Regions from separate parts of the Homo sapiens genome. Here region 1 is linked to region 2. A link is a contact called in ENCODE Hi-C or POLR2A ChIA-PET data. All regions are on one chromosome and are shown on one strand. Each heading gives the region's core, a stretch centred on a gene start or an enhancer-like site at or near the end of the contact. The rest is flanking DNA. Distances are from core to core; before and after follow the strand shown. Region 1 overlaps ANPEP (alanyl aminopeptidase, membrane). Region 2 overlaps ZNF710 (zinc finger protein 710).

Region 1 (6,850 bases), core at 157-2,656, 290 kb before region 2:
GAGCCCAGGTCCTAAACACAAGGATGGGGGTTTGTGTGAGGTGCTTAGGGACCAGGATGCGGTAACCTGGTGGGAGGCGAGGTTGGCAGTACCATCTCATTCTTGAGTTACCTGATTCCTTAGTCCTGCTGCCTTGATTGCGGTGTCTTAAGAGTAAGAGGCACTGCCAGGATCTTGGGAAAAGGATGCCAAGATCTATTAGCAAAGGCTCCCGTGGGCATGGGAGCCAGCAGTGGTGGTAACTTCCTTCTGTATCTGCTGACTCAGGGAGGAGAGAGTGCAGAAGAGGTGACCTTGGAGCTGGGTGTTGAAGGATATGCAGGAGTTTATCAAGAGGAGTGAGGGAAGAGAGGTCCAGGCAGGAGCAACAGCATGAGCCAAGTCGAAACAGAAGCGTCTAGTGTCTAGAGATGACAGAGAAAAGTGGCAAACAGAGCCGGAAAGGGGCTTGGAGGCAAGTTTGTGGGGAGTTCCACGTGGTGGGTGATGAGGTTTTGGCCTCCGTTTCCCGAATGATGGGCAGCACTGAGGGTTGGGAGTTGGGGGTGAGCTGGTAAGAAGTCTGCTCTCAGTCCCTTCGGCCGCTTCATAGAAATGGAACCAGGCAGGAGGCCACTGCAACAGTCCAGCTTGAGAGAAAGGGAGAGGCAGCACAGAGCATGAGCTGCCTGATTTCCTGGGCTTGAGCTCTTGGCGTGTGGGGCTTTCCCCTCTCATCCTGCAAGGTTGCCCGTTGCCTCTGACACGCCCTGTGGCATCAGGCAAGTCACTCTTTCTGAGCTTCAGTTTTCACAGTTCCTAAAGGAGGAACTATCTTGGGTGGTGCTGAGGTACCTTCTTCCTCTAACCTTCCAGAAGTGCTCTGGTTCTGCCCTTAGGGCCCTGCTGTCCCGAGGGGCTGTCAGCCACAGCTGGAAGGATGAGAAAAATCCAGGCAAGGTTAGAGTAGACACACAGCATTGGGGCCCAGGTTGCGCATTCTACTCGGCTCTTACTTGCTGTGTAACCAAGTGAGACTGACAGATAAGCTTTGGAACCTCCCTGAGCCTCAGTTTCTTCAACTGTGAAGTGGAGACAATAATAGACCTACCTCTCAGGGTTTTAATACTTGGCACATAGTAAGTGCTCAATAAAATGAGTACTGAGGCCAGGCATGGTGGCTCACGCCTGTAATCCCAGCACTTTGGGATGCCAAGGTGGGGTGATCACTTGAGGTCAGGAATTTGAGACCAGCCCGGCCAGCATGGTGAAACCCCGTCTCTACTAAAAATACAAAAAATTAGCCTGGCGTGGTAGTGAGCGCCTGTAATCCCAGCTACTCAAGAGGCTGAGGCAGGAAAATCGCTTGAGCCCAGGAGGTGGAGGTTGCGGTGAGCGAGATCGTGCCACTGCAAGCCTAGGCGATAGAGTGAGACTCTGTCTCCAAAAAAAAAAAAAAACAAAACAAAAAAAGGAAAAAGAAAATGAAAGATTGCGTTAGCTATGCTGACTCCACAGTCTCGAAAGGCTGAGTCAGAGGAGCCACCAAGGCTGCTGCCTACAGAGCCTCAGCACCTTCCATTCCTGCTGGACTTGAGTGCTGAGGGCAGGCAAGAGCGCTGGGCAGGGAATCAGCCGCCAGAGTTCTAGTTGGTTCCTGCTCTTTGACCTTGACCAAGGCTCTGCAGGCATTCCTCTGGCTCTGTGTATCCTCACTGCATTCCAGGATCAGCCATGGAGGTCCTGATGAGTGCCAGCATTGTACACTGCCAGGTGGCATCGTCAGAGGTGTTTGAACCAGAGCGATTCCATCTTGAATAGGGGCTAGGCAAAATGAGGCTGAGACCTGCTGGGCTGCATTCCCAGGAGGTTAGGCATTCTTAGTCACAGGATGAGACAGGAGATCGGCATAAGATACAGGTCACAAAGACCTTGCTGATAAAACAGCATGCAGTAAAGAAACCAGCCAAAACCCGCCAAAACCAAGATGGTGACAAAAGTGACCTTTGGTCATCCTCACTGCTCATTATGCGCTGATTATAATACCTTAGCTGCTAACAGACACTCCCACCAGCGTATGACCGTTCACAAATGCCACAGCAATATGCAGAAGTTACCCTGTATGGTCTAAAAAAGGGAGAAACCCTCAGTTCTGGGAAATCCCCACTTCTTTCCCAAAAAACTCATGAATAATCCACCCCTTGTTTAGCATATAATCAAGAAATAAGGCTGGGCGCGGTGGCTCACGCCTATGATCCCAGCACTTTGAGAGGCTGAGGTGGGCGGATCTCCTGGGGTCGAGAAACCCCATCTCTAATAAAAATACAAAATTAGCCGGGCATGGTGGTGCATGCCTGTAATCCCAGCTACTTGGGAAGCTGAGGCAGGAGAATCGCTTGAACCCAGGAGGCGGAGGTTGTGGTGAGCCAAGATCGCACCATTGCACTCCAGCCTGGGCAACAAGAATGAAACTCCGTCTCAAAAAAAAAAGAAAAAAAAAATCAAGAAATAGCTCTTAAGTTTACTCAGTTGAGCAGCCCATGCTGCTGCCCTGCCTGTGTAGTAGCCATTCTTTGATTCCTTTCCTTTCTTAATAACTTGCTTTCATTTTATGGACTTGCCCTGAATTCTTTCTTGCATGGGCTCCAAGGATCGAGACCTCTTTCCAGTAACGGCACAAGCATGGCAGTATAGACGTCACGCACTCCACCCCAGCTCCAGATGGAGAACTGGCTTCCACTTCTGTGCAGGGAGTAAAGCCAGACAGTGGTTCCAGTTCAGTTCTACTGAGTTGTGACTTCATCTCCTTGCCCTGCAGTTTCCTTATCTGTAAAGCTGACATAAAGATATTCCTTATCTCATGGTACGGTTTAGAACTAAATGAAATAATGTGCATAAACTCTTCTCCCTGGCAGGCCAGCTCTCTCCTCTGCAATGTCCAGGGATCCTAGAGCCCATTAGAAACTCAAGATGGTGAGGCCGGCCCCTCCCACAGCTGGTCCCCAGAAGGTCAAGTGCCAGCCACGGCCGCTGGGTACTGGCGACAGGAAGGGTTGGCCCAAAGTGGCTGGCGGAGCTTAATCTGGGGCGGCCCAGGGAGCCTCCTGGCTGGTGGAGGGACAGAGCACCATCATCCGGGCTGGCCTCCGCCCTTAGCTCACCCTACTCTTTGATGTGCAGATGGTGGTGGGGGATGGGGGGCCTTCCTGGCCCCAGGCCTGCCTGCTTCTCACAAGGGGGAAGAGGGCCAAGGGTGATAATAAAACCCAGCTCTCCTTATGCGTCAGGCCATTTGCTAAGTACATGTATCTCCTTCAATCCACACACCAGCCCAACAGCTCTGACACTGCCTCGTTGTGCAGATGAGACCTAGGCTTGGGCATGTGGGTCCCTTGTCTAAGAAACTGAAACCAGACCTGCTGGACTCCATGATTCCAGCCTGCGGAGCTGGCTGTGGGTGTCTGTTGGAGGTGACTCCTAAGGACCCCTGTGGCTGTTCCCGCCTTCTCCCCCTCCTCTCAGCCTTGGATGTTCAACTGGGCCTTGCGGGGCAGAGGCTGAGGGGAGCCTGCCACAGTGGGGCTCCATTTGTCAAGAAATGCTCACCAGGGCCAATGTGTGCGTGGAGCTGCGCTGGTCCCAGGCCTTCTCAGAGTTGGCCCTGACCATCTTCTGCCCCAGGCGATGTGGAGGGCACAGCCCCCACTTTATGAGCCTGGCAAAGCTGTCCCCACCCCATGGTTTGCCTGCTCCTCAGCCCAGCCCATCCCTGTGTGCTGCTCTAGAAAACAACCTCTTTATGCATTGGTACCCACACCCCACTCCACCCTTCCACCACGGAAGACGGTGGGGCGTGCCCTTGGCCAGTGAAGGGTGGCACCAGGTATGGGACCCTGTGCTTGCTGCCTTCACTGCACAGACCTGTCCCGCATTGTCCCAGGTATCCCAGGTGTTCCCGTGGAGCAGGAAGAGGGGCACGGCCAGCACCCTGCACCCTTGCCTCATGTTAAGGAGGGTGCTTCCTGGAGAGCACTCCCTGCGCTCTGCCAGGGCCCCTCTCACCACTCACTGCGGGAGCACTGGGTCCACAGCTCCCCACCACCCAGCAGCTCCAGCTGCCATCAGAATAGGAATAAAAGGAGCCCTGCAAACCACCCAGCTAGCTCAGTCAATAGAGCATGAAAAGGAGCCCGGAGTCCTGCAGGCAGACATGGAGGCACAGGCGCAGGGCACCTGCAGGAAGGGCCGGCAGGCTGGGCACGTCTCCCCTCCTGTGCTCTGGGGTCCCAGACTCCACGGTGCTCCGCATGCACCCAGCTTCCCCCACCCGGCCTCCCCAGCTGCTGTATTGACCCACTCCTGCTTTAGTTTAGTAATGAGTCTCACTCATCTAGAAATCCTTTATTTACATTTTCTCTTAGAAAAAAATATACAGATCTGCTGCCCTGTTGATTCCTCAGATTTAGGGTCTTTAGGGAAAGGTGAAAGAGGGTACAGGGCGGCCCCCAGCAAGGCCGTTCATTGTCCATCGAGAGCTTCTGCTCATCTGGCCCTGGAGCTGGGCTTCCCTGAGATCAGCCCCAGGGCACTGGGCGACAGGTGCCATGCCAGGCCTAGGGCGGGGTTGGCATGAGGGGCAGGGGCTGGGAGGTGCTCAGGCAGCCTGGGTCATCAGGAACTAGACTGGCTCACAGGCAGAGAGAACGTGGGCTGGAGACTTTGTCCTTGAGGGGAGGACACTGGTGCCTCGGGCTCCAGGAATGGAGGCCCTGCACCAGCCGCTGGGATGGACACATGTGGGCACCTTGCATGGGGGCCGGGTGACTTCAAGGGCTGGGGACTATTTGCTGTTTTCTGTGAACCACTGGAGCACCACCTCCTTGTTCTCCTTCACCCACTTGATGTTGGCTTTCGTCTTCTCCAGGGCTTGCTCCAGGGCCCGGGTGCCTGAGCCGAAGCCTGTTTCCTCGTTGTCCTTCTTGAACTGCTCCAGCTGCCAGAAAAACAAAAGATTCTCAGTCCGGCTGGGTCCCTAACAGCCTTGAGGAGGAGCTCTCTCAGGCCTCTGGCTTTCCACTCCCACTTTAGAGTCCCCATGGATGGGACCACACCCTGTTCCAGGGATAGGCAGGACGTCCACCTTGCTCCCGGGCAAAGTCCTTGTGAACACAGAGGTTGCAAAATGACAATCCCAGGCAAAACCTGGCTCAGGGAGATTCTGGCCTTCAGGTGTAATATTTTATTATAATATCAATCCAATCAAGAGAGTAGAGAGGGGCTAATGAAGCAACCAGCCAAATCTAAAATGTGGAAATTTCTATACCACAAATGATCCAGTTGCTTCAGTAAATAAATGGGTTTAAAAAAAAAATACTCCTACAAATTAGAAGAGTTATCAGTCCTGGAGGTTCTAGCCAGGCAATCAGCCAAGAGAATGAAATGAAAGGAATCCAGAAAGGAAGAAGTAAAACTATGTGTATGACATGTTTGCATACATAAAAATTTTAAGGAATCCATTAAAAAATCTATTAGAACTAATGATTTCTGCAAGGTTGCAGGATACAAGAGCAATACACAAATATCAATTGTATTCCCATACATTAGCAATGAAAAACCTGAAAATGAAATTAAGAAAACAATTCCATTTACGATAGCATCAACAAGAATAAAATATTTAGGAATAAATTTGACAAAATAAGTGCAAGACTGGAATGCCAAAAACTACAAAACATTTTTGAAAGAAATTAAAGAACACCTAAGTAAAAAGAAAAAAGACCCAAATAAATCTGTGTCCATGGACTGGAAGATTTAGCATCATTAAGATGGCAATAGTCCCCATATTGCTCTAGAGATTCAATCCCATCAAAATTTTAACTACTTTTTTTTTTTTTTTTTTGCGGAAATTGATCAGTGATCCTAAAATGCATAAGAAATTGCAAGGGACCCAGAATAGCCAAAACAATATTGAAAAAGAACACAGTTGGCCAGCCTGGGCAAGATGGTGAAACCCTGTCTCTGCAGAAAAATACAGAACATTAGCCGGGCATGGTGGCATGTGCCTATAGTCCCAACTACTCAGGAGGTTGAGGTGGGGGGATCACCTGAGCCTGGGAAGTTGAGGCTGCAGTGAGCTGTGATCTCACCACTGTACTCCAGCCTGGGTGACAGAGTGAGACCCTTTCTCAAAAAAAAAAAAAGCAAATTGGAGGACTCACACTTCCCAATTTTAAAACTCACTACAAAACTATAGTAATCAGGACAGTATGGTACAGGCATAAGGATGCAAATATAGATGAATGAAATAGAATTGAGAATCCAAAAACAAACCCTTATATTTACCGTCAATTGATTTTCAACTAGGTTGCCAAGACCATTCAGTGGGAGAAGAACAGTCTTTTCAACAAATGGGACTTGGACAACCGGATATCCACATGCAAAAGGAATGAAGTTGGACCCCAACCTCATATCATATACAAATATTAAGTCAAAATAGATCAAATGCCTACGTTTGAGTGAAAACATAATAAAACTCTTTTTTTTTTTTTTTTTTTTTTTGAGGCAGAGTCTTGCTCTGTCATCCAGGCTAGAGTGCAGTGGTGCGATCTCAGCTCACTGCAAACTCCGCCTCCCGGGTTCAAGCAATTCTCCTGCCTCAGCCTCCCGAGTAGCTGGGATTACAGGCGCCCGCCACTGCATCCAGCTAATTTTCGTATTTTTTAGTAGGGACGGGGTTTCACCATCTTGGCCAGGCTGGTCTTGAACTCCTGACCTCATGATCCACCTGCCTTGGCCTCCCAAAGTGCTGGGATTACAGGCGTGAGCCGCCATGCCTGGCCAATAAAACTCTTAGAAAAAACATCGTCAGGTCTTT
Region 2 (6,109 bases), core at 3,465-5,964:
TGCTGGGATTACAGATGTGAGCCACCATGCCCGGTCTTTTTAAGGAATTCTTGAAGGACCTGTAGAACACAATTTGAGAACAATTGAGGAAATCCCACCTCCCTGTTGTACAGATGGGAAGACTGAGGCCAGCAAGGGGGCAGAGCTTACCCCAGGATCTCCCAGGGAGATGGAGGAGATGGTCAGATACACAGCAGGAATCACTGCTCCCTATAATAACAAGTGTGCCCTGTTCCCAAGGCCAGGAGTAGAAAAGACATCAGAGCCAGACACACCCAAAATCAGCCAAGCCCTTGTCTGTGCTGTGTCTGTTGTCTGTCTGTGCAGGAGTGAGCCAGCAATATTAACCTTCCCTTCTCCACCCACAGCGATGCCCTCCTAGCTAGCCGTCACGGGATGGAGGGCTTCATGGACTCAGGGACACAGACGGACGCCGTGGTGGTGCTGTCCTTGGCTCAGGCCGCCGTGCTTGGCCTGGTCTCCGAAAATGAGCTCTTTGGAGCTACCATAAGCGCCGAGGCCTTCTACCCGGACCTGGGGCCCGAGCTTTCAGGGGCAGCCATGGGAGAGCCCGAGCCACCAGGCCCCGACGTCTACCAGCTGGCCTGCAACGGGAGGGCCTTGGAGGAGCCGGCGGAGGAGGAGGTGCTGGAGGTGGAGGCAGCCTGTGAGAAGCACACCCGGCGGAAGACGCGGCCACCTGTGCGGTTGGTGCCCAAGGTCAAGTTCGAGAAGGTGGAGGAGGAGGAACAGGAGGTCTATGAGGTTTCTGTGCCAGGTGACGACAAGGACGCAGGGCCAGCAGAAGCCCCCGCCGAGGCGGCCAGTGGCGGCTGCGACGCCCTGGTGCAGAGCAGCGCCGTCAAGATGATCGACCTCAGCGCCTTCAGCCGCAAGCCCCGGACGCTCCGGCATCTGCCCCGAACCCCGAGGCCGGAGCTGAACGTGGCCCCATATGACCCTCACTTCCCGGCCCCGGCCCGGGATGGCTTCCCCGAGCCCAGCATGGCGCTGCCTGGGCCAGAGGCCTTGCCCACAGAGTGTGGGTTCGAGCCACCCCACCTGGCCCCCCTGAGTGACCCCGAGGCCCCCAGCATGGAGTCCCCGGAGCCTGTCAAGCCGGAACAGGGCTTCGTGTGGCAGGAGGCCAGTGAGTTCGAGGCTGACACGGCGGGTTCGACCGTGGAACGCCACAAGAAGGCCCAGCTGGATCGGCTGGACATCAACGTGCAGATTGACGACTCCTATCTGGTGGAGGCGGGCGACCGCCAGAAGCGCTGGCAGTGCCGCATGTGCGAGAAGTCCTACACGTCCAAGTACAACCTGGTGACGCACATCCTGGGCCACAACGGCATCAAGCCACACTCGTGCCCACACTGCAGCAAGCTCTTCAAGCAGCCCAGCCACCTGCAGACGCACCTGCTGACGCACCAGGGCACCCGGCCCCACAAGTGCCAGGTATGCCACAAGGCCTTCACGCAGACCAGCCACCTCAAGCGCCACATGCTGCTGCACTCGGAGGTCAAGCCCTACAGCTGCCACTTCTGCGGCCGCGGCTTCGCCTACCCCAGCGAGCTCAAGGCCCACGAAGTGAAGCATGAGAGTGGCCGCTGCCATGTCTGCGTCGAGTGCGGCCTGGACTTCTCCACCCTGACCCAGCTCAAGCGCCACCTGGCCTCCCACCAGGGCCCCACCCTCTACCAGTGCCTCGAGTGTGACAAGTCCTTCCACTACCGCAGCCAGTTGCAGAACCACATGCTCAAGCACCAGAACGTGCGACCCTTCGTGTGCACTGAATGCGGCATGGAGTTCAGCCAGATTCACCACCTCAAGCAGCACTCCCTCACCCACAAGGTAAGGCCGTTCCCAGGGCCTGGGCATCTGCCTGCCCCTCCTGCCACTTTTTCATCCAGTACTTTCCAAAGTCCCAGATGGGACCATTTAGGTGGTCTCCTAGTTTTATCGTTACGTACTTATTTTGATGAGTATTAGAAATCAATTAGTATTAGAAACTAATTGAAATTAGTTTTTTAAGTAGTAAAGCTTTATGCATTCAAAAACATGTATTTGGCCAGGCACAATGGCTCATGCCTGTAATCCCAGCGCTTTGGGAGGCCAAGGCAGGCAGATTGCTTGAGTCCTGGGGTTTGAGACCAGCCTGGGCAAAATAATGAGACCCCATCGCTACAAAAAAATTTAAACATGGCTAGGCGTGATGGCTCATGCCTGTAATCCCAGCACTTTGCGAGGCCAAGGCGGGCAGATCACCTGAGGTCAGGAGTTCAAGACCAGCCTTGCCAATGTGGTGAAACCCTGTCTCTACTAAAAATACAAAAATTAGCTGGGTGTGGTGGTGGATGCCTGTAATCCCAGCTACTTGGGAGGCTGAGGCAAGAGAATTGCTTCAACCCGGGAGGCAGAGGTTGCAGTCAGCCGAGACCACACCATTGCACTCCAGCCTGGGCAACAGGAGCAAAACTCCATCTCAAAAAAAAAAAAAAAAAAAAAATTTAAACATTAGCCGGGTGTGGTGGCATACACCTATAGTCCCAGCTACTTGGAAGGCTAAGGTGGGAGGAACACCTGAGCCTGAGAGGCTGAGGTTGCAGTGAGCTGAAATCACGATACTGCACTTCAGCCTGGGCAACCAGACTGAGACCCTGTCTCCAAAAAAAAAAAATCATTTTTATAACCCCTGCAAGACCCAAGGAACACAGTTTGAGGATCACTGAAGTATCTTACCCTCCCTATTTTCTAGATGGGAGGACAGAGGCCAGAGAGAGGCCAGGATGCAACAGGGAGGCGTCCTGGCTCAGTGGTCAGAAGTACAGAGGGTGTCCTTTGTTCCTTGTCATTACAAAAGCAAATCAAAACCTGTGACTTCCCTTTAAGAACAGGCTAAATATATTTAATTTTCAAAGCAGAGAAGATGTAAGGAAAAATATTTGTTATGGAAAAGTACAGGTAGTTCTAGAATATGGCTAAACTAGGCACAGTGGCTCGGGAAGGCAGAAATTGAGCAGCACTTTCTAATCTACCATGTCCCTAAACCCAGCCTTGACCCGTACTCCCCTGCCCTCCATTCCCCGCCTTCAGCCACCAGCCTCCCCGCTTTTCAGCCAATATCACCTCCTCTGAGAGGCCCTCATATCCGGGTAGGTGGAATGAGGCCCCTTGGGTCCCACAATCCCACTCTGGTACTTGGCTGCCCCATGGTTTCCACCGAAATCCCACCAACTTTACCCTTCAAAGCTGAATGTACATAGAGCTTCCTCTCCCCATAACGGTGGCCTATGAGTGATACTCCAGGTCAAACTTGTGACCCTGTCTCTCACGGTAGACACTATAGGGAGTTGGGGAGCTGTTAATACCCTGCCAGGCCTAGAAACCAGCAATTTGTAGGTTTCATTGCAGAGGCTCCTGCAGTCAACTGCTAGTAGCTGCCTAAAATGTAATGTCAAGAAAGAGTCTAGCCAGGCATGGTGCTGCACACCTGTAGTCCCAGTTACTCAGGAGGCTGAGGTGGGAAGTTTGCTTGAACCCAGGAGTTTGAGGCTATGATTGCTCCTATTAATAGCCACTGCACTCTAGCCTGGGCAACATAGCAAGACATTTTTTTTTTTTTAAGAAAAAAAAAAAGGAAGAATTCTGGGCTGGATGCAATGGCTAACAGTAATCCCAACACTTTGGGAGGCTGAGGCAGGAGAATCACTTGAGCCCAGGAGTTTGAGACCAGCCTGGCTAACATAGTGAAACCCTGGCTCTACTAAAAATATTTTTTAAAAATAGCTGAGTGTGGTGGTGTGCACCTGTAGTCCCAGCTTGAACCCAGGAGGCAGAGATTCCAGTGAGCCGAGATCACACCACTGTGCTCCAGCCCAGGTGACAGAGCAAGACTCTATCTCAAAAAAAAGAAAAAAATCAAAAAATTAGCCAGGCATGGTGGCACACACCTGTGGTCCAGCTACACATGAGACTGAAGCAGGAGGATTGCTTGAGCCCAGGAGGTCAAGGCTGCAGTGAGCTGTGATTGCGCCACTGCACTCCAGTCTGGGCAACAGAGCAAGACTCTGTCTCCAAAAAGAGAAAAGGATTCTGAAACTGAATCTAGGCTTGGCAATAAAACCCTATGATGGATTGTTAATGTCTGCAAGGAGTGATTGTGCAGGGTGACAGCATATATGCTATATATTTGCCATCTTTCTCCTCTACTGGGGGACTTAAAAATCCCAAGTCCAGGGCCTGGCACAGTGGCTCACGCCTGTAATCCCAGCACTTTAGGAGGCCGAGGCGGGCAGATCACAAGGTCAGGAGTTCGAGGCCAACCTGGCCAACATGGTGAAGCCCCGTCTCTACTAAAAATACAAAAATTAGTTGGGCGTGGTGGTGGGCGCCTGTAGTCCCAGCTACTCGGGAGGCTGAGGCAGGAGAATTGCTTGAACCCGGGAGGCAGAGGTTGCAGTGAGCCAAGACCGTGCCGCTGTACTCTAGCCTGGGCAACAAAAGCAAGACTCTGTCTTAAAAAAAAAAAAAAAATCCCAAGTCCACAGAGTGTTAATACTGTGAAGAAAAGCTGAAAGCAAAAACCAAAGGCTAATAAAACTGGAAATGTCCCTATTATCAGCCTAAATTTGTACAATGTGCACATCATGTGTTTATAAAAGAAACTCCTGAATGGCAGGGCCCCCTGGTGGTCATACACATCTGCGATGTGTCAGGAGGGGGTATACAGCACAAGACACAGTCCCTGCTGCTAAGAGACATAGACACGGGAACCATTAAGTTATAATACAAAGTTTTTATACCAAACAAGCAGTTAAGACAGCAGCTGTGACCACAGACACATGTCCCACTGGGTTCCTACTAAATTACTAACTCATCAAAAAGAAAACAGCTCCCAACTTAAAAAAAATTTCTTTTATTTATTTATTTTTACTCTTTTTTTTTTTTTTTTTGAGACGGAGGCTTACTCTGTCACCCAAGCTGGAGTGCAGTGGTGTGATCTCAGCTCACTGCAACCTCCGCCTCCTGGGTTTAAGCAATTCTACTGCCTCAGCCTCCTGAGTAGCTGGGATTACAGGCGCATACCACGCTCAGCTAATTATTGTATTTTTAGTAGAGATAGGGTTTCACCATGTTGGCCAGCCTGGTCTCGAACTCCTGACCTTGTGATCTGCCCACCTTAGCCTCCCAAAGTGCTGGGATTACAGGCATGAGCCACCGTGCCCGGCCTTTTTCAAATTTTAGAGATAGGGTCTTGCTATGTTGTCCACACTAGTCTTGAGTTCCTGGCCTCAGGTGATCCTCTTGCCTCAGCCTCCCAAAATGCTGGGATTACAGGTGTGAGCCACCGTGCCCAGCCCAGCTCCCAGCTTTTATCCTAATTTTCCTCCATGGATAATAAATTGGACCCCTTTGCACACAACACCCTGTCCTGCTCTGGGAGTGACCTCCAAACCGTAGAAAAGAAAGTTCACAGTCCAAACCAGTGGGTTTTCTCCTGGAATCCATGTCTCCTGGGGGTGAATAGCCCAAAGTCCATCAATGATAAGAATCATCTGGGGGCCCTGTTGAGAATAAAAATTCCTGGGCCCATCCCAGGCCCCATGAATTAGACCCTCCAGGGAGCGGCCTGCAAGGCTGTATGTTGGATGAGAACTACAGGTGGCTGTTATCACCAGGGAAATTAGGAAAACACTTTCAAGAGATGAGTGGATAGGCTCTGGGAGTTTGAGACCCTTCGAAATTCTACATAGACCTAAGTGCCATTTTTGGGGGGGTGTCCATAGCTTCAATCATATTATCAAAAGGGTCTGAACCAAAAAGGCCACCAAGAGACAGCATGGAGGATAAAAACACATACACGTGTCCTTGATCTGATGAAATAGTCCACAGACAGCGGGCAGACCCTGTGTCTTCTTGGCGACAGACCCCTGCCGCCTAGTGTGGTACTGGCTTGGAGCAGGTGCCCGGTAAATGGTTGTTGAATGAATGAATGAATGAGCACACATTTGCCTTAGTGCACTAGTACAGACCTTATGTACACATCCACCCTGGGGGCAGGAGACAGCAGGTATCTGGATCGTTACAGTAAAGCACAGCCTATTTC

The links. A loop is a pair of places that touch in the nucleus more often than their neighbours do. ChIA-PET counts read pairs that join two places held with the same protein, here RNA polymerase II (POLR2A). Pooled maps may share reads with other maps.
Region 1: a loop to region 2 is called in a pooled map, with 2.4 times the contacts of the local background. The contact joins two enhancer-like sites. A Hi-C loop is called at or near these places in 2 of 50 pooled maps. POLR2A ChIA-PET finds 5 or more read pairs at or near these places in 2 of 52 experiments (H1 and WTC11).

Annotation. Positions count from the first base shown.
Region 1 is chr15:89,780,530-89,787,379 of GRCh38, forward strand. ANPEP (alanyl aminopeptidase, membrane) reads right to left here. Exons shown (of 21, transcript NM_001150.3): 21 at 4,366-4,972. The coding sequence ends at 4,820. Among named protein-coding and RNA genes, the nearest start is that of MESP2, 7.6 kb to the left of the region's middle. RefSeq lists enhancers at 1,409-1,468, 2,533-3,195, 3,196-3,857, 3,858-4,520. Within about 2 kb of position 1,407, at least 10 of the 41 ENCODE cell types and tissues checked have a DNase peak (open chromatin) inside an H3K27ac peak, as active enhancers do.
Region 2 is chr15:90,066,742-90,072,850 of GRCh38, forward strand. It overlaps ZNF710 (zinc finger protein 710), which reads left to right. Exons shown (of 5, transcript NM_198526.4): 2 at 369-1,854. The coding sequence starts at 397. Among named protein-coding and RNA genes, the nearest start is that of ZNF710-AS1, 12 kb to the right of the region's middle. Within about 2 kb of position 4,715, at least 11 of the 41 ENCODE cell types and tissues checked have a DNase peak (open chromatin) inside an H3K27ac peak, as active enhancers do.